Linked DNA regions of Homo sapiens: all the other regions are linked to region 5. The links are chromatin contacts, found by Hi-C or POLR2A ChIA-PET in ENCODE. All regions are on one chromosome and are shown on one strand. Each heading gives the region's core, a stretch centred on a gene start or an enhancer-like site at or near the end of the contact. The rest is flanking DNA. Distances are from core to core; before and after follow the strand shown. Region 1 overlaps ANKRD44 (ankyrin repeat domain 44). Region 2 holds the start of ANKRD44 (ankyrin repeat domain 44). Region 3 holds the start of MOB4 (MOB family member 4, phocein). Region 4 holds the start of STK17B (serine/threonine kinase 17b). Region 5 holds the start of CFLAR (CASP8 and FADD like apoptosis regulator).

Evidence for each region. Hi-C counts contacts between places; a loop is a spot of excess contacts on that map. ChIA-PET counts read pairs that join two places held with the same protein, here RNA polymerase II (POLR2A). Pooled maps may share reads with other maps.
Region 1: a map with no recorded cell type shows a loop between it and region 5 (8-fold over the local background). The contact joins the enhancer-like site here to the promoter of CFLAR in region 5. A Hi-C loop is called at or near these places in 1 of 168 maps with a recorded cell type or tissue (OCI-LY7), 2 of 37 single-sample maps with no recorded cell type and 2 of 50 pooled maps.
Region 2: a pooled map shows a loop between it and region 5 (5-fold over the local background). The contact joins the promoter of ANKRD44 here to the promoter of CFLAR in region 5. A Hi-C loop is called at or near these places in 1 of 168 maps with a recorded cell type or tissue (OCI-LY7), 1 of 37 single-sample maps with no recorded cell type and 9 of 50 pooled maps.
Region 3: a map with no recorded cell type shows a loop between it and region 5 (9-fold over the local background). The contact joins the promoter of MOB4 here to the promoter of CFLAR in region 5. A Hi-C loop is called at or near these places in 2 of 37 single-sample maps with no recorded cell type and 9 of 50 pooled maps. POLR2A ChIA-PET finds 5 or more read pairs at or near these places in 1 of 52 experiments (GM12878).
Region 4: a pooled map shows a loop between it and region 5 (3-fold over the local background). The contact joins the promoter of STK17B here to the promoter of CFLAR in region 5. A Hi-C loop is called at or near these places in 1 of 168 maps with a recorded cell type or tissue (OCI-LY7), 2 of 37 single-sample maps with no recorded cell type and 14 of 50 pooled maps. POLR2A ChIA-PET finds 5 or more read pairs at or near these places in 1 of 52 experiments (activated naive CD4-positive, alpha-beta T cell).

What each region holds. Positions count from the first base shown.
Region 1 is chr2:197,143,944-197,147,689 of GRCh38, forward strand. It overlaps ANKRD44 (ankyrin repeat domain 44), which reads right to left. Exons shown (of 28, transcript NM_001195144.2): 3 at 3,084-3,162. Among named protein-coding and RNA genes, the nearest start is that of ANKRD44-AS1, 52 kb to the right of the region's middle. RefSeq lists an enhancer at 1,665-1,824. Within about 2 kb of position 1,693, at least 8 of the 41 ENCODE cell types and tissues checked have a DNase peak (open chromatin) inside an H3K27ac peak, as active enhancers do; they include OCI-LY7, where a contact is called at or near this core.
Region 2 is chr2:197,309,322-197,313,155 of GRCh38, forward strand. ANKRD44 (ankyrin repeat domain 44) reads right to left here and starts at 1,459. Exons shown (of 28, transcript NM_001195144.2): 1 at 1,257-1,459. The coding sequence starts at 1,283. ANKRD44-DT (ANKRD44 divergent transcript) reads left to right here and starts at 1,745. Exons shown (of 4, transcript XR_923750.3): 1 at 1,745-3,377. RefSeq lists an enhancer at 310-811 and silencers at 935-1,314, 1,365-1,684, 1,695-1,774.
Region 3 is chr2:197,514,779-197,518,377 of GRCh38, forward strand. MOB4 (MOB family member 4, phocein) reads left to right here and starts at 1,288. Exons shown (of 8, transcript NM_015387.5): 1 at 1,288-1,368. The coding sequence starts at 1,309. The region is part of intron 2 of HSPE1-MOB4 (HSPE1-MOB4 readthrough); the gene reads left to right. RefSeq lists a silencer at 1,127-1,346.
Region 4 is chr2:196,170,236-196,174,032 of GRCh38, forward strand. It overlaps STK17B (serine/threonine kinase 17b), which reads right to left and starts at 1,343. Exons shown (of 8, transcript NM_004226.4): 1 at 1,098-1,343. LOC101927454 (a long non-coding RNA gene) reads left to right here and starts at 1,304. Exons shown (of 2, transcript XR_923737.2): 1 at 1,304-1,396; 2 at 1,670-2,613. RefSeq lists silencers at 669-888, 1,409-1,638.
Region 5 is chr2:201,113,995-201,117,827 of GRCh38, forward strand. CFLAR (CASP8 and FADD like apoptosis regulator) reads left to right here and starts at 2,170. Exons shown (of 10, transcript NM_003879.7): 1 at 2,170-2,487. It overlaps LOC105373836 (a long non-coding RNA gene), which reads right to left and starts at 2,690. Exons shown (of 3, transcript XR_923785.3): 1 at 950-2,690. RefSeq lists an enhancer at 2,156-2,415 and a silencer at 2,446-2,655.

The DNA of each region.
Region 1 (3,746 bases), core at 443-2,942, 4.0 Mb before region 5:
TACTGTGGTCCTTTTTCTGTGCACTCTGCTTTCTATATCTCAACCCCAGTATCTTAACTCTTAGCCACTGATTGGTTCTCACTGATCTCTCTGACTTAATCCAGATTCGACCAGTTCCCAAACAGAAGCTAGAGTCAGGAGGGAAATAAAGCCAGACCCTGGACTGGCAGTTGTAAGAAAGTGAAATTTCCAAGGGCTGAATTCTTCGCCAAGACCTTGTCTTCCCTGTCTGCTCAGAGGCATTCAGGGTTCTATCCACCTGGCTAACAGGAGATAATGCCAGCAGGAATTTAGCAAGCTTGGGTTACACCATGCTCTGTAGGTTAATACAACAATGGAGAACACAGCTATAATGGGCTGTTCTGGCAAGGCCGAATTATTTGTCCAACATGGTAATCATTAGCACCTCATTCATTATTAAATTAGGAAACAGTTTGGTTGGATTCCCTAAAGGCTCAGCTGCCAGACACAAGCTCAGAGATAAAATCATCATGCTCTTGCAATATTATGAACTTAATATATAAATTGAGTAAAGGACTTTTTGGGAAAATAAAAGTCAAGTGAATTCCAAGAGTTTGCCTCAGCTTCCACAGGTAAATAAAATTGCTAAAAAAGAAAACTTTCCCAATGCTCCCCATGCCCTAAGTCTTCTTAATTTGATGAGAGGGAGGAGGAAATTTTCCATAGCACATTGAACCAAAATTATGCTAAAGAGATTAAGAGCTCAGAAATTCCAAGACCAAACAAGTGAATAGATTAAAATATATGCAACAGCTTCTCCCAGCTCTACTAAATCAGCCAGAGTTGAAGAGAGGCTGGTGGATTCTATGCCCTTGTGAAGGTGATGTGAAACCATGTTTGTCAAACAATCACTGGCCCCAGATACAAGAAAAAAAAGAGACTGGTTGACTTCATGCTGCAGAATTAAAATCTCCCCTTTCAGATGTAGAAACAACAACAACAACACAAAGTTGGCATATAAGACAAAGTTCTGAATTTGTACATTCATGAAACATTCCTCTGAGACTCTGAGAGGTCTATTAATACAACATTTAAGAGGTGGGTGGGCTGGGCACGGTGGCTCACACCTGTAATCCCAGCACTTTGGGAGGCCAAGGCAGGCGGATCACAAGGTCAGGAGATCGAGACTATCCTGGCTAACATGGTGAAACCCCATCTCTACTAAAAATACAAAAAATTAGCCAGGCGTGGTGGCACGCGCCTGTGGTCCCAGCTACTCGGAAGGCTGAGGCAGAAGAATCGCTTGAACCCAAGAGGCAGAGGTTGCAGTGAGCTGAGATCACGCCACTGCACTCCAGCCTGGGCTACAGAGCAAGACTCCGTCTCAAAAATAAATAAATAAATAAATAAAATAAAATACAAAATAAAAAAGAGGCGGGTATAGCTGATGGGGACCAATAGATGTCATACCACAAAGTTCTTTATTTTATACCTCCACTGATTCTGCCTACAATTTTCCACGGGCCAAATTGCAATTGCCAGGGCAACCAGCCAGGTGTGCATTGGCCCTTAGTCTGTGCCAACACCAAACAATACACATTTGTTTGGAACATGGCCCTGGGACATCTTTAGATTTGTTGGAAGAAAGGCCTATTCTCAAAAGCACAAGAAATGCCATGTGAAATCTAACCTAAGCTCCATGTGACCATCAGGAGCGTGGGGCACACGTGTTTTGAGGCACAGAACACTTGTTTCCTGGGGAAACCCACCTCAAGAACATGAACACAACAAAATAAGGGCCGTGTTGCTTATGCATCACAGCACAATTCTTGTTTCTTGTCCACAGTGTTCACCACATCTGCTTGAATGCATGTCTCAGCTCCTACCTCTGCAGAGCTTACTTTAAGATGCTACAGTTCCCCTTTCCTTACTGCAAACAAAGGCGAAAACTTACTATAGGCCTTTTGACTAGTCTGTAGGCAGTGGCACTTCCTCTAGATGTTAATCTCCCAAACATAAAAGAGGAAGAAGAAAGACAGCTTGTCTGTGAATAATCTACAGTGAGACATCTGCACATGCTCAATTCATTCCAGGATTTGTCTAGTAAACACTCAAGGGAGAAAGCATATAATGGTTTTGGAAACCTGTTTGGTGAGATATACTGAGCATACAGGTTTCCAAAAATTAAACCACTGGCATTTTTAAATCTGATGAAATATTTAAAATACATTGAAAAATAAAGACAATAGCATCACAAAGACCAGTATAAACACAAATCAGATTTAAATGTTTGCTATACTCCCTTCTAAATTTTTAAACATAAAATATTTTACAGAGAGTTGTAGTAGTTCTTTTATAGCCTTCCCTGAAGACATTTTTTACTTAACCTGCCTACTTAGAGGTAACCACTAACCAGAAATCAATATGGTTCCTTGCCTTCCATGTTTTTATGCTTTCATCACATAGTCACAGTCATGTATCCATAAGTATAACAGTATTGTTTTGCAGCCCAACTTAAATATATATAAATATACAAACACATTTAGTTGGCATATAAATCTAGGGTGTGCATATATATATGGCATATATACAGTGTGCATATATAATAGCATATATAGTGTATACATGCTATACATAGTGTTTATATAGCATGTATATATAGAGAGAGAGTATATAGTGTATACATGCTATACATAGTGTTTATGTAGCATGTTTATGTAGTGTGTATATATACTCACTATACATAGTGTGTATATATACTCACTATACATAGTGTGTATAGGTGTATGTTCATGTAGACTTTAAACTAGTTTTATTTCCTTTTGTATAATAAAAAAATCAAAATATATCCAAATGTACTGAATTCATCTACAATGCTGGGCCTGACTAGACAGCCAGGAATCAGACTTTCAAAGCAAGATAAAAATGTTACTGGAGAAGTCATTTTTCAATAAGAACAACTTCTTGCATTTTTCTTTGTGTAATGATAAAATCGCCTATCACATAAACTTCCATGAACATAACAAAGGAATTTTGCTTGGGTTCACTGTAGTAGTCAATCTAGTAAATTGGTTATTTAAATTTTTATTTGCAATTGACTTTTGAGTATAGCAGTTATTTACCTGACAAAATCAGGAGTTCAATGATCTCTGCATCTCCCAGAAATGCGGCCACATGAAGAGGGGTTCGTTTCTCAGAATCCTGAAATACACAACGTCAAAGACATACAACAGGTCAGTGGCAGCTGGAGGTCCCTTTTGTAGACATAGTAAGACGTGTCACTCACTCTGTGGTTAATGCATGTGGAAGAGTGTGAACACCAAACATTCGAGTAACTTCTGGTTATGCATTTTCTCTCAACATACCCTATAGTTACACATAACAAAGCATTCCATTTTCTGTGTCTGTGCTTGGTATTTGCCCACTTGCTGCTTTTACTGAAGCCCAGCTGAGGTCATAGATGGATCATTATGCCCTGGATGATGAATTTCAACTTACAGTATTTCCAAACCTTCAGGATGGTTAAAAAAAAAAAAAAAAAATCTAACCTACCATAGCAATATAGTTCAAAGCTTTCAATGACTTATTTTCTTTCTAAGGAAACATAGTGGAATGGTTCACAAGGACATTAAACATTAAACATAACTGTGGTCATTTTCTCCTTTCTATGCTTGTTAATTGTTGTTTGGACCACTGCCCATTCATGAAATACTTACTGAATGCTTACTCTATGCCAGAAACCATATTCTGGGGACAGAGGGATGACTACAACAGGCCTGGTCCCT
Region 2 (3,834 bases), core at 209-2,708, 3.8 Mb before region 5:
CTCTTCTTACTAAATTTAACAATAACATGAATTTTAACTCAGTGATTTCCCCATCACCAACCCCGCCAAACACCTGTAAATATTTAGGAAAAACAAGCTAAAAAAATTGAATCTAAAAGGCAGGAGAACAAATCATTGCAAATCATTGTGGTGACGGACTGCACTTCAGTTGCAAGATGTTCTGGCTGGATACTAACTGGAGAACGCAAGGCAGCAGATGCAACCCATGGACAAGTTTGAGGTATTTAATACCAAGGGCTGGCAAGTCTGACCCTGTAGTCAAAGTCAAGATTGCCTCTCTGCCTACCAGGACCCCAAAACAAAGTTCCTTTCACTACCCACGAATAAACGGGGGTGGGGGTAGCAAGCCGTTTCCTTTTTTCGTGGAAAGAGCTGCAAAGAGTTTTGTCATGCAACTTGGTTTGGTGCCTGTTAGTGTCAATGTAAGAGCAGCAGAGTCCGCGAAGGTGGCTGTTACCATTCCACAGACCTGCGGCGAGGACTGTCAATCCGATTCAGCAAATAACCCCACCTCTCCAAGCCAGGACTCCAGAGCTGCCCTGTGTGGTGTCTCAGCAAGGAAAGCCAACAAAGCTGGTAGACACAGGCAGACCGTAGCCCACCGCCTGTGAGTGGAGGCTCCGAGCCGACTTCACCTCCTCCTCAGAGGGACCGGCCCGATCCGAAAGGGCGGTCTCCAGGGGTCCCCATCCCGCACCACGCACACAGCCTGGCGCAACTAAAGAGGAAGTCGGATGTCACATCCAACGGATAAATAAAGACAGCCCGGCCACACAAGAGCCGCATTCTGGGCAGGACTCCTGCTAGGTTTGGGGAGGGGTCCCAGTCTGCGATCCTTTCTCCCTCTTCGTGCAGCGTCCTCCTCCCCGGGGCCCGGGCCGGCGGCGCCCACGCAACGCGGCGCGGTGCGAGTCCCGAGAGCACCTCGAGCCCCCGGCCCCCTCCCCAGCCCCGCCGGGCCCGCGGCCGCCGCACTCCCGCACGCCGGCTGCCCAGCGCCCACGGGCCCTGCCCCAGACTCGGGCGCGCAGTTCCGACGGCCCAGGGCGGGGACGGCGCGGCGGAGGGGAGCTGCCGCCGCGGGCTCTCGGAGGCACCGGCGGCCGCACACAGTCCTCCCCTTCGCCGCGAGTAAACAGCTCGCGGGCGCGCTCCAGCCGCGCCCCCATCCCCCCGCCGGGCTCCGCGCCGCCCCGCGCCCGCGCGTCCCGCCCGCCGGCGCCGCCGCCCGCTACCTGGTCGGTGAGTTTGAGCACTGCCATTCTTCCGCTCCTTCGCGCGCACACACATGCAGGTCCCCGGCCCGCAGATGTCACGCCGGGAGCCGGGGAAGCGGAAGGGATTGCCAGGAGAAGGGAAAAAATCTGGCTCCCGAATTTGACAGCCCTCCCCCTGCTCCTCCTCCGCCGCCGCCTCCTCCCGCCGAGAGGCTGACACTGGCTAGTGGGGTTTGCAGCCGAGCCCGCCCGCCTTTCCACAGGAAGTACCGGCTGCTGCCAGCCGGGCCGCCACTGACATCACCGCGCGCTGGCTCGCTCGCCGCCCGCCGCCTGGGCCGACGCTGCCTCCTGCCGCCCGCAGCCGAGCCGCGCAGCCCGGCCCCCGGCGCTGCCCCCGCGCCCGCACCGGGCCGCCGCCTGCCTTCCGCACCTGCACGCGGCGCCCGGCCGGGCCGGCCCCGGGCCCTGGGCGGATCGCGGGCCTCCCTGACGGGTCTCACACATATGGGTGGGGAAGCCCGCGGGGACACACCCCGAGGGGGCAGGAAAGGCTCTCACTCACATGCCGTCCACTTTAACCGGGGAGATGGGGTTACGCCCCCTTCCCCTAACCCAGAATCAGGTGGTGGCAGCGCCCCGAAGATCCCAGGGACCGCAATTATGATGCTCCCTTTGTTTAATGCCAGGAGGCAGCGGACACATTGTGATTCTTTACAGGGTGTTTGCCAAACATTTATGGGTGGAGGGAACAGAAGCTCTGGCCCTTCCACCTTGTTCTCCAGCCACTTTCCAGCTAAACACACACACACATATGCACACACACATACTATTGTTAAATTCAAACACCCTGGGTTTGGTTTTTGCTGGTGGGGGTGGAGTGGAGTTCCTGGAGAAGCAAAGCAGTCCTAAATCACCGAGTTGATGGGTCTTTTGGGTGTTCCCACCAGTCCTTACTGATCTCTACAAAATCCCAAGTTACCAAGCTCTTCAACAAATAGAAGACAGCTGTCAAACACCATGGGCTACAGATACAACGGGCATATTCGTAAGCATAGTAGCTGTTGATAGTTCTGGAATTTGGAGCAAACACTTATTCATTGAACAGCTATGTACTGAGTCCCTACCTTGTCAGGCACTGGCTAGGCACGGGAATAAACGGAGAGCATAAATAAGATAACCTGCTCTCAGAAGATGCCAACATAAACCGCATAGTCTCTGCTAATGAATGTAATTACAAACTGAGATAAGGGATCTCAAGGGAAAACATGCTTCTGAAGTGAACCCACAACAAAGGAATCAGACCAGACTGGTGGGTGAGGGCAGGCTTCCCTGAGAAAGTGACAGGAGTTGAGATCTGGAGAAGGGAGAATTAAGTAAGCAAGTGGAGAGGAAGTGCTCCCAGGCAGCCCCATGTGCCCCTGGCAGGCCATAGAGCAAACCTGTAGGGCAGCATTGAACAGCTTTGAAGAGCAAACTAGAGCTACAGAATTCTTTGGTCAAGACCAAACATCTGCCTCTACTGTATATTCACAAACCAAATGTCCATTCTTCCTCCCTACTCTTAGAACCTCCCCCAAAGATTCCACATGAGACAGGAGAGAAAGGAGCATTAATATCCTCACATTTACCATCCAGCCACTCTGGTTGTCGAAGCAGCTAAATCTCAAATTTACCTTTATTAGTCTTATAGATTATAATTCAGATCATGCAGACAAGAAGAACCAAGGAACTTTGTTCCTGGCTTCCACTCCTCTGTTATCAATGTTGCATGGAAACAAACAAACAAAAAATTCTAAGGCCTTTCTCAGACATACAACAGATTGTTTATGTTGCATCTATGAGTCAGTTCTTCACTGCTGTTATTGGTATGTCTATTTACTGAACACCCTGCATGGCTTTGTAAGTAAACTGAATAGGACCCTGCATTCTCTACTTAAATAGAGCCATCTTTCAGAAGAGTGATAACAAATGACTTAATTTGGAAGATTCACTCAAGATCCAATTTGATTCATCGCGGACATGCCTGCACCTAAGTTCCTGGGGCCAAAGTGAGGAGGCAGCAGTTCTCCACCCAATCAGACCATCATCCTCTTTTTGTAACTAGTATCTTTAACACTCCCCTTACTATCCTGAAAGGTAATTTGTGGATAATATTACCTACCAATACAAATTTCAAAAAAAAAAAAACCAGCAACAATATATTGTCCTAATTGTACAATAAAGGAAAAATTAAAGGAGAGTAATTTATAATGAATATGTATTTCAGTAGGTAAGTGGTAAAACACAACTCTCTTTGTCTTCTGACAAAACAAAGCAGTAAGATGCTTCCACCTATATGGAGAGGCTTTGTGAATGAGAGAATTACAAATGCAGACAGATGTGAACATATAGTGTTAGGAATTCAAATATCAAGATTGGTGTTGTCATAGGTGACCTGACTTTGTGAAAGGTTGAACAACTCGTGGCCAAGTTCCAAATAAAATAGGGAGCAGAAGATTTGGCAAAATTTATTGATAAGACTACACTTATCAGAAGGTCTGCTTTTAATGTGTTAGCCAGTACTTTGACAGTGATTCAAACACTTTGTTTACTT
Region 3 (3,599 bases), core at 38-2,537, 3.6 Mb before region 5:
ATTTGTAGTGAAGGACTGAGCCTTATCATACTTGTACATTAGTGCCTACCATATAGTGGGGCTTAATGAGTATCTGTTGAACGAATAATCTTTTCATATGTAGACGCTGGTTCTGGGAGGGCAAAATTAAGTCCCTATTCTTGAAGAGTTACCAGTCAATACATCTTCCAGAGAGAACCAACTTCCTGTTGTTAAACCCTTCAATGCCTAGTTCTAAGTCACTGACAATTACTCAGCTAGAGACCCACTCAACCTCTCCTCTCCTCTCAAATTCCATTTCTGGAAGCTGTTACATGGCCCTTCCCTCAGCATTCTCAATACACCTTCTATCTAGGGACACTTGATGTTTTCTTCTTTTGGAAATCATGCTACTGTATGCGTTTTTTACTTTTTGAACTGTCTTCCCATCTGCTATCCCAAGGCCTCCCTCACCCCAGATAAAAGATTCAAGGTTTCTAAGCAGGAAAAAAAGTTTGCGAAAATGCTGTGGTTTCTTAAGAGAGAACACTTAAAATTTGCAACAAAGGAAATGTGGAATCCTGTAAGATGTAAAACCCTCACCACCTGTCAAGGACTACTAATTTCCTCCTCCTGCTTCTGACTTGAAAAACACGAGCTAAATCTGTCTGCCTAACGCACAAAACCAGATGTCCACTCTTCATCTCACATAATTGACATCTGCGTCTTTTATCTACGTAAACAAACTTGTCATTGAAAAAGTCCTTGGCTTTGAAGTCGCCGGATGGCGTAAATAACACTGACACTCAAATCCCCCGTCTGATTTCAGATTGGGTCGATTTCACGCAGGTTCTATAGAATTTGCCAAGACTGCTGGCCTGTTTTCTACCCTGATTCCTTAGGTGGCTTCTGGGACAGAATTACGGTTCTCTAAGTATTTGCTTGCAGGTGGGTTTACTGAAACGGTCGCCACTATACGAAGTTCGTTCTTCCCGTGTAACTAACGAGAGCCCATACCAACGTGCAACGCAGCCGTGCACACTGCCGCAGCGGTCGCTGCGATCACGACCTTTCAAACCGCCCCGCAGCCCTCGCAAAGAGGCTCGTGGCGCCCGCCTTCCGGTGCCTCAGTCCCTGCCAGTAGCCACCCGACGCCGTCCGGCTGTTCCTCGTTCGCCCTCTCCCTCCGCCTAGCCCGCTTCTACCCGGACGGCTCCCGGCGCAGGCTGCAGCTGTTCCGTCAGCTGCCGCTCCTCCTCCCAGACGCAGAGCGCCGCTCTGCCCCGCCCCCCGCGCAGGCTGCCGTCCCTACATCCGGGTACCGACTCCAGCCGCCTAGACGCTGGCACTATGGTCATGGCGGAGGGGACGGCAGTGCTGAGGCGGAACAGGCCGGGCACCAAGGCGCAGGTACCATGTCTGCACTTTTCTTGTCGGGCAACTAGGTGCCGAGCAGTGCTGCGCCCGGAAGCTGGCCGCCACTGCGGGGAGGTTGGGCCGAGGCGGCAGGCGGGCGGGCTGGGGCACTGGTGCCCGGCCTGCTCTTCCGGAGCTGCAGCCCCTCAATTTGGCTGAGGCGGTGGCGGCCGCCGTGAGGCCTGCGGAGCTCCGACCCAGGGGTAGGCGTGAGGGGCGGGTGGGGTCTGCTGGTGGTACCTGCCTGCCGAAGCCCTGGGCTGCGAGCCTGTCAGCAGCAACGGCTTCTTCTCGCCTTGCCCCTGAGCCCCAGCTGACTAGCATTGGAGGGGCGCGACCAGCCTGGTGGAGACCCCCGGGGTTTCCTGAAGGTCGGGGCCGCTGAGGTGGGAGGGGGTGTAAACACAGCCTACCTCGACCCGGCGTCCAGTTCCTACCTGGCCTGGGAAGTACCTACCCGTTTCCTGCCATCCAGCTTGTCTAGCCGGATCCGGGTGCCGATATTCTCCTCCTTGTTTCCCTTTGACCACCTCTCCCTGCCGCTTTCCCTGGAGCTGTTCTCTGGTCCAGCAAGTTTTCATCACTAAGTTGTGACTTGTTAGATGTCATTCCTTGCTAATATGCGTGAAGCATAGTCAGAGAATGAACTGATTATAATTTTGTCAGCTTTTTTGTAGGGCATTATGTGTGGTAAATTGGTGCTTGATTAGGCATTGTTTCTTAGGGTTTGGAAAAGATGGGATGCCTCACATTAAAAATAAATAAATAAAATTGGCATCCAGACTTGAACTGATTAATTGCTAGCCGAAATGGCTTGCTATAGACTAGATGCTCTGAAATCGGAAGAGATGTGTTTATAAAATGTTAAAAAGTGATGCAAATGAAAATTGAAACAAAACAATCGTGGAGCTATGATTGTATGTCTGAGAATAGATTTTAATTTCTTATACAGAATTATGGAAAGAACACCTTTCGAAGGGGGCATACAGGTATTGATTACCTCCCCAGATTCATGTTACAGATAAGGAAACTGAAGCCCAAGAGAATTAAGTGGATTTGCCCAAGGATACATAGTCTCCTGATTCTTAATTCACTGGTGACCTGTTCTCTTTAACAAGCTGCTTCTAGTGCTGAATTTCAGAGAAAATTTTAAAGTCTTATTTTGGAGTCACATTAAGCTGTCAGTTATTCCTACTGACAGTTTTGTTTTCATACTACTGGAAATTTATCCGTTACATATGCTTGCTTTTTACCGTTTCCACACTTTTCTTCCTCATGCTCTTTTCTCAGATACCTTTACATCTTATTCTGTGGAAACATTGTTTCTGATTACATTTTTATGTTCAGAAGTAGACTTTTCTGTTCATATTCTGAGAGTCATCTCATTTATTCATAAGTTCTTAATTTTGAAAGGTTAGAAAATAAAATATTTAATATCGTAACATACTTGCTATGTTGCTGTAAGTCACATAGAAGAAAACTTATTGTCTTTTTTTTTCACATTGTCATGGATCAAGGTTGTTAGATAAAATATAACAGAAAAAGGATAAAAAATGAAAAAGACTGCTTACGCCGTAGTTTGTCCTATCTTGTTTATCACATGAATTTCGTTTAGTGAAATGGATCTGTTCTAAAATGATATATTTAGAACCGTATCTCCTTCCCTATTGGGTCAAAAGAAAAAAAATTAAAAACTATAATAGAGGGCTGGGTGCGGTGGCTCACGCCTGTAATCCCAGCACTTTGGGAGGTGGAGGCAGGCGGATCATCTGAGTTCAGGAGTTCAAGACCAGCCTGGCCAACACGGTGAAACCCCGTCTCTACTAAAAATACAAAAAATTAGCTGGGCGTGGTGGCGGGCGCCTGTAATCCCAGCCACTCGGTAGGCTGAGGCAGGAGAATCGCTTGAACCCGGGAGGCGGAGGTTGCAGTGAGCCGGAATCGCGCCATTGCACTCCAGCCTGGGTAACAAGAGCAAAACTCGGTCTCAAACAAACAAACAAAAAACTATAGGAGAGTAGGTGGAGTATCTTCCTACATTAAAAAAAAAGTTGGTTAGACTGGAATATAGGCACATAGTTGGTTTTCTTTTTTCTTTTTCTTTCTTTCTTTCTTTTTTTTGTTTTTTTCTTGAGACAGAGTTTCTCTCTTGTTGCCCCCAAGCTGGAGTGCAATGGTGCGATCTCGGCTCACTGCAACCTCCACCTCCCGAGTTCAAGCGATTC
Region 4 (3,797 bases), core at 93-2,592, 4.9 Mb before region 5:
ACGCTGCCACTCATTTCTACAGAGCTATGCTGTCTCCGCGCAGACATTCTCATAGACTTGAAAACGTAAAGTGGCCACACCACGTCAAACGTCCCTGGCAAGGTTCTGCTTATCATTAGCACCACAGATGTAAACATTACGTCGACAAAACAATCGGTGAATGTGATACACAGTCCTCATGTGTTTAAATATTAGTGAAATCTGATAAGTATTACGATTTTAAAAACGTATTTTCTTAATTCCAATTTCCAAATTGATGTCAGAGTGCCTCTAGTCCAGACAGAAACTAATGCCAGCTACCAGCTGCTATAAAGCCTCTTTCAACTTTGTCTCTACTTCTCCCTCGGAGGAAATTCAAATGAAACGCTTTTCCCTACAATAAAACAAAGAGCCTGGGTAAATGTCAAAAATCGTTGGCATCCAGTAGTGGTATAGTTTGAGGATGAGTCGTGCACACTAAGTGGGTCACAAGGCATCAAAGCAAAAATCAGATCGCTGAAAATCACGGAAACAGCTGTAGCCCGTCTTGATCTCTCGCTGGTTTTAAAACACTGTTCCCAAGCAGTAACTGAAAACGTCCCACAAGATGAACACGAACTTTCTCTAGACGAAAGGCAGCTGGGAGCAGGACGCGTCCACGAGTCCCGATGGGAACGCGCCCACGCCGCAGCTGGGACTCGGGAGAGGCTAGGGGGACCGCGTGGCCTTGCTGTGGAAGGGACCCGCGCGGGCCCGCCGCGAAGGGGGCCCTGCCTGGCGCGACCTGGGGAGAGCCGGGGCCGGCCGGGTGGAGGGCGCACGGGGACACACGGACACGCACAGACACAGACACGCGCCCCGGGCTGAGGAGGGTGGTGGGAGGACCGCCGGCCGCCCCCCGCGCGGAGCCCCAGGGAACCCGGACTCCAGCCGCAAAGCGGAGAGGCGCCAGCAGCAATCAGCCACCTCAGGGGCGGCGGAGTCCAAGCCCCTCTCAGCCGGACCGTACCGCCTAAACCCTCCTCGGGTCCTCCTTCCTCACGTATGAGGTCTCTGTACCGAGGCGGCTGGTTCCATCGCAGCCCCGAGCCAACCCGCCAATCCCGCAGGACACTAACCGCTCCGGCCGCCGCAGGTTCTCCCGGGACTGCCCCCTCCAGGGGGCCGCTGTCCCGCCCCACGCCGGGGGCCGCCACAGGACGAGTTCTCTAGCTCCAGCCGGGCGAGGCGCCAGGGAGCTCCGAACGTGGCAGGATCCACTTTTACTTTTCCAGACAAGGGCCGACGGTTGTGACCTGGCTTCTCGTGAAGTGACTCCTGGCGACAGCAGCGGAGAGGACTACCGAAGCTTGCAGTCGCGGTTTGAAAACTGCAGCCGCGTCTGGGGCATCGCCGTTCGCCAGATCCCTCCCCCTAGGTCGGGAGAGCCAATCGGAACGGGTGCGGAGGGTGGGTCTGTCACGTGACGGGAGGGGCGGGGCACCGGCCGGGGGCGCGTGTGCGGGGCGGGGCCCGGCGGTGAGAGGGTGCGGCGCCTGGCTGGCCCGAGGCGGGGCGGGGAGGCGCGGCGGCGTGGCGGCGCAGGTGGGGCGCACTCGGGCTGCCGCGAGGGAGGGGCGGAGGGGGCGGCGCTGCAGAGGGGGCGCGCGGGGCTGGAACTACTGCTCTGTGTACTCCTTCCCACCTTCAGAGAGGTCAGTTCGAGAGGTGTGAATATCCGGAGACCGGGGAGAAGGAAGCCGCAAAATTCGTCCCAGCTGCCTGCGACTAGTTACCAAACTTCAGTGCCTACCAAAGACCTATTTTCTGACTCTTCTTGAGAGTCTTCCTTAGGACCGGAACGTACCCTGTAAGTGGAGAACCCAGTTTGCTACAACTTGGCAGAGGTTCCTCGGAGTGTCAACATCAGTTGGGGATTTATGGAACCTAGACCCCACTGCTAACGTCCGCTGTCGCGAATGGTGTCCCTTCTGAGGCACTGACTGAAGGCAGTGTAGGGAGGGTCCCAATAGGCTGAATAGCCGATTTTGCATTTATAGTGCTAAGGAAAAAGATGAAAGCCCTCAGCAACCTACTCAAGATCTGTTATCCTTTGAAGACAGTGGAAATTTTCAAAGTTCTGTGCAAGACACAAATGTTTTACATAGATATATAATCCTAGTTTATATGTATAGGATACACACATACTCATACATATATGGGATTAGTTATGTAATCTAGGATTGCTTTCAGAGGACATTTACGATAATTGCAGAAAACCCTTCCGTGGGAAAGGATACTGGGAGTGGAGTCGTCCTCTTGCTTTCAAAAGACTTAATGTTCAGTTAGCATATAAAGGACAGGTTTTCTTGTTCTATCCCAGTAAGCCAAGCAAATTCCTGTGAAGCTAGCTGTTTCCCTTTCCTACTGCATTTTCCCCAAGATAAAGGTATAGAATGCATCACAGCCCTTTTATGAAGTCTGTTTGTTGTTACTTAGGTTAACTCCTCCTCCCAGGTTAATAATGTCTTGCCCCTAAACCTTGTCAAATGGAGAATATTGCTTCCATCTATCTAATTTCTTGTTGCTAACAATTGGGCTGACTAGAGAAGCCTAAAGTTAGGATGAAAATAAAATGCCACACACTGGAATTAACTTTTCTGGGGTATAAGAATCCGTAAGCAATGAGACTGTTCCCATCTTTTCTTTCATGAGCATAGGTGTTGCATTCCAGAGGTCTCAGCACCAGTACCAAAACTAGTAACCTCTTGGGGGTCACAGGATTACATCATTATGGTGGTTTTGGGGTTGTGTGTTTAACTTTGGACCTCCTTAATTTCAACATTTCATCAATTGCCAGCTTTTAGCAATCTTCTCACACTCACCCCATACTCCCCGTCACTAATCCAGTCCCAGATCACTTCACACCTAGACACAGACTTTTCTCTCTCTGGCACCACTGTAAGCCAGTCCTCTTGGTCACAATACCTCTGCTGTAACCAGCCAGCCTCCTAGGGATATTGTCATGTCTTGCATTTTCCTGCTTCTGCCTTAGCTCCAGCTTATCACCATCCTCCTCATCCATACCTGTTCATCAGTTTCTGACTTTAAGAAGGTTACCCTCTTCAGGAATCAGAACTCTGCTGATTCCTACTTTCTGTTCCCAGCCTGATCACCTCTGCCTTATGTTCTTTGGTGCAGGGCTGATAGTTTGTGTTTCTTTTATGACCCTAAATAGATTGTTAACCCTTGTGCCTGATGTCAGATTTGTTAACTAGGACTTACCACACTATCCCAAGGACATTCAACTACACTTACTTGGTCTCAGGCACTGTGGTTCAAGTAACAAGGAATTCCTGGTGCTGAGGAGGAGGCAGTACATCTGTGGCCTTGCAGGAAAATTCAGAAGTCAATACATTCCTCCATCCACCTCATTTACCTAAACTCATTCATCACCGTGTCAAAGATATATGTTCCTGCTCTCATTCCCTTGAGTAGGAAATCTCCAGGTGACCTGATGGTCATTCTGTGGTCATTGCTTCTGACCACACAGTTCATTAAGTTGACCATCCTTGAATGACACATTCCGACCAGGGATGGCGGTTGTTATGGGCTCAGTTGTGTTCTTTTCCAGTTCATACGTTGAAATTCTAACCCTCAGGAACTCAGAGTATGACCGTATGTGGAGATAGGGCCTTTAAAGAGGTAATTAAGGTAAAATGAGATAATATGAGTGGCCCCTGATCCAAGATGACTGGTGTCCTGATAAGAAGAAATTAGGACACATACAACACTGACTAAGGGACCACCCTGTGAGGACATAACAAGAAGGTGGCCAT
Region 5 (3,833 bases), core at 920-3,419:
CGACCCCCGCTTCTACTAGATATATATATATATATATATATATATATATATATTTTTTTTTTTTTTTTTTTTTTTTTTTTTTTTGAGATGGAGTCTTACTCTGTCTCCCAGGCTAGAGTGCACTGGCATAATCTAGGCTCACTGCAACCTCCGCCTCCCGGGTTCAAGCAATTCTCTGCCTTAGCCTCCTGAGTAGCTGGGATTACAGGCGCCCGCCATCACACCCAGTTAATTTTTTGTATTTTTAGTAGAGATGGGGTTTCACTATCTGGGCCAGGCTGGTCTTGAACTCCTGACCTCGTGATCCACCCGCCTCAGCCTCCCAAAGTGCTGGGATTACAGGCATAAGCCATTGCGCCGGGCCACAAATTTTTTTTTAAAGAATTAGCTGGGCATGGTGGCACCTGTAGTGGCACACCTAGCATGGTGGCATGCTAGGACCTGTAGTCCTAGCTACTCAGGAGGCTGAGGCAGAAGGATCACTTGAACCTGGGAGGTTAAGGCTGCAGTGAGCTGTGATCGGGTCACTGCACTCCAGCCTGGAGTGAGACCCTGTCTCAAAAACAAACAAAAAACCAAACTTGGATAACTGACAGAGTTTAGGATAGAATTACATGGAAAAACCAACAAAACAAGACAATTATTAACTCCAGAAAAAACTAAAAGTTGTGTGGGAAAGGAAAAGTAATCATAGTTTGGTACATAACTTGGCTGTGACTACCGTTTACATGATTATAATAGCATATATACTGAAGATTAATCAAACAGAATATAACTATCTTGGGAAGATGGAGAGATTAAAAAAAAAGGTTGGGGGTGAATATGGGGTGAAAGTGATGGAGAAAAAGAGCTGAAGTCTCCTCTGGTGTCTCAGCACTCCACCCAAGGTAGAGCCTCTGGATGGAAGAAGGAATCTCCCACCTCTCCACCACACTCCCCCAGGATTTACCTTCAGCATCAGGTAGCTAGGGGCAAGATGAGAAATGCTGATATGCTGGTCTCTGACTGGGAGCTGTGGGAAGAGAGAGGTTCTGAGTTGCAGCAGTCTGGAGTGGAGTCTCTTGCTGAACAAAGGGAGAGGTTTGGTTTAAATACCACAGACTGACTCTCACATTCTGATCCAAGAGTTTTCATAGATTTTTTGGAACAGATGTTTCTTCATTTGCTGTTTGCCCTTAGGACCATTTCAAAGGCTTTAAATGGTTAATGGTTGTTTGTTGTTTTAAATAATTTTCAGTTTCACTAGGGGTGAATCCCGAGCTCTTCATGCCGTCCTGCTGTTAGTCTCTCTTGGTATTATTCTTCACCTTTCCTGTGAGTTTAAAATTATCTCAAGAAAAGTTAAAGCTCTTTAAGAATCACAATAAAGTAGTTATTAGGAATAAATAAAAACGTAGAGGGGCGCGGTGGCTCACGCCTGTGATCCCAGCACTTTGGGAGGCCGAGGCGGGCAAGGATCACTTGAGGCCAGCAGTTGGAGACCAGCCTTGCCAACATGGTGAAACCCCATCTCTACTAAAAATACAAAAAAAAAAAAAAATTAGTCGGGCATGGTGGCTTGCACCTGTGGTCCCCGCTACTTGGGAGGCTGAGGGCTGGATGGTTTGAGAGCGGGAAATCCAGGCTGCAGTGAGCTGTGATGGCGCCACTGCCTTCTAGCCTGGGCGACAGCGCGAGACCCTGTCTCAAGAAGGAAAACAAAAAAAAACAAACAAAAACATACACACAAAAAACCACAAAGTGTGTTCACGTTTGCTATGACTCCCAGACAACAATTGTAAACACTCGCGCCGGGCGTGGTGGCTCACGCCTGTAATCCCAGCACTTTGGGAGGCCGAGGCGGGCGGATCACGAGGTCAAGAGTTCGAGACCATTCTGGCCAACAGTGAAACCCCGTCTCTACTAAACACAAAAATTAGGCGGGCGTGCTGGCGCGTGCCTGTAGTCCCAGCTACTCGGGAGGCTGAGGCAAGAGAATCGCTTGAACTAGGAAGGCGGAGGTTGCAGTGAGCTGAAATTGCGCCACTGCACTCCAGCCTGGGCCACAGAGCGAGACTCTGTCTCAAAAAAGAAGGAAAGAAAGAAAGAAAAAAAAAAACACTCGCAGTGTTTACTCCTAACGCGTGGAACTTGTGTCGACATCCACCCCCGGTTACTGCATACTCAGTCACACAAGCCATAGCAGGAAACAGCGAGCTTGCAGCCTCACCGACGAGTCTCAACTAAAAGGGACTCCCGGAGCTAGGGGTGGGGACTCGGCCTCACACAGTGAGTGCCGGCTATTGGACTTTTGTCCAGTGACAGCTGAGACAACAAGGACCACGGGAGGAGGTGTAGGAGAGAAGCGCCGCGAACAGCGATCGCCCAGCACCAAGTCCGCTTCCAGGCTTTCGGTTTCTTTGCCTCCATCTTGGGTGCGCCTTCCCGGCGTCTAGGGGAGCGAAGGCTGAGGTGGCAGCGGCAGGAGAGTCCGGCCGCGACAGGACGGTACGTGCCCCGCGCTCGACCCCCGCGCTGGCGGCGCCGGAGCTGTCCCAGACCCCAAGCCCCGACGCCCGGCCCTGAGTCAGCATTGCAGCAGGCCCTGCGCCGCCGCGCCCCGCGTCCCACCCCGCGCCGCTCCTCACAGCCCTGCGCTCCGGGAAACTGCAGGTGGCCGGCAGTGGCCAGGGGATGGCGGGGGCGCTTCTGGAACCTGACTCAGTTTTGTAGGTTCCTTATCTCGGTTGTTTACCGCGGGCTTTGCGGAATGCCCCCGCTTCCGTTTCCGCCCGGCTCCGAACCCCCGAACCCCTTCTACCCGCAACTCCGCCCCGGATTCCCAGAAAGGGGCGACCTGGGCCACAGCGGTACAAGCTGCACCCCGATGGACCTGAGAGACCGGAAGTAACCCTTGGCCAACTCTGGCCGCCCCCTGCAGCCGCAGCCCCAGAGGCCCACCCGCGAGCTTCAGTGGCGGGCCCTCAGCGTCGTGTAAACTTTGCTTAAAATGATCTTGAGAGTTCAATTCTTGGGGTGAACTGTTGAGAAGATCTGGCATTTTTCCTTTCGAAAGTTGTTGGGAACGTGGACTTTCCCAACAATTGTGTATGCGCTCGATCTCACTCAGTGGGAGCCGCCGCCCTGGAGGGAATTTCACAATAGCCTGGTCAGGGCGGTTATTTTCCAGAGCAGTTTAATGTCTATTTTGCCCAAGTGCAAGGAAAGCTTGCCTTGGGAAAGCTGGGAATGCTTGGCTAATGAAAAGTTTTTAGAGCCTTTTAAAATGAACCTGTTTCTGCCACTTTTCCACCGCCTCAAAACGACTGGGAAATGTAAACTGGCTTCAAGATGTTCTTGCTTGAGGGTGTCTGGATTTGGACAGAAGGCCATGTTCTTTTAATATTAACAGTGGCACGCAGTAGAACAAAGGCCACTGAAATTCAGAATCAGTTTTTGGCTCCACGGGCAGGAAGTAAATTCAAGGACGCCAGAGGTCTTGCGAATATTTTAATTGGTTGACATTTGAAATTTGTTCTTAAGCAATGAGGGGTGAAACCAGTAGGGGGATAGCGTATAGCATAAGTAAAGCTTTTTGGACATCAACAAACTGCGATAATCTACAACAGACAGCGGGCTCTGGAAGGTTTGACCTGCTTTAGAGAGAGATTTCCGATAAGAGGAACGGAGTTTTTGGCACTTTTCGGTTTGGTGATTCCCCTAAATAACCTTACAAAAGTTTCGTTGAACAAAAAACCTGGCTGGAGCTCCAAGATCTTTTTTTTTTTTTTTTTTTTTTGAGACAGCATTTCACTCTTGTTGCCCAGGCTGGAATGCAATGGCACTATCTCTGC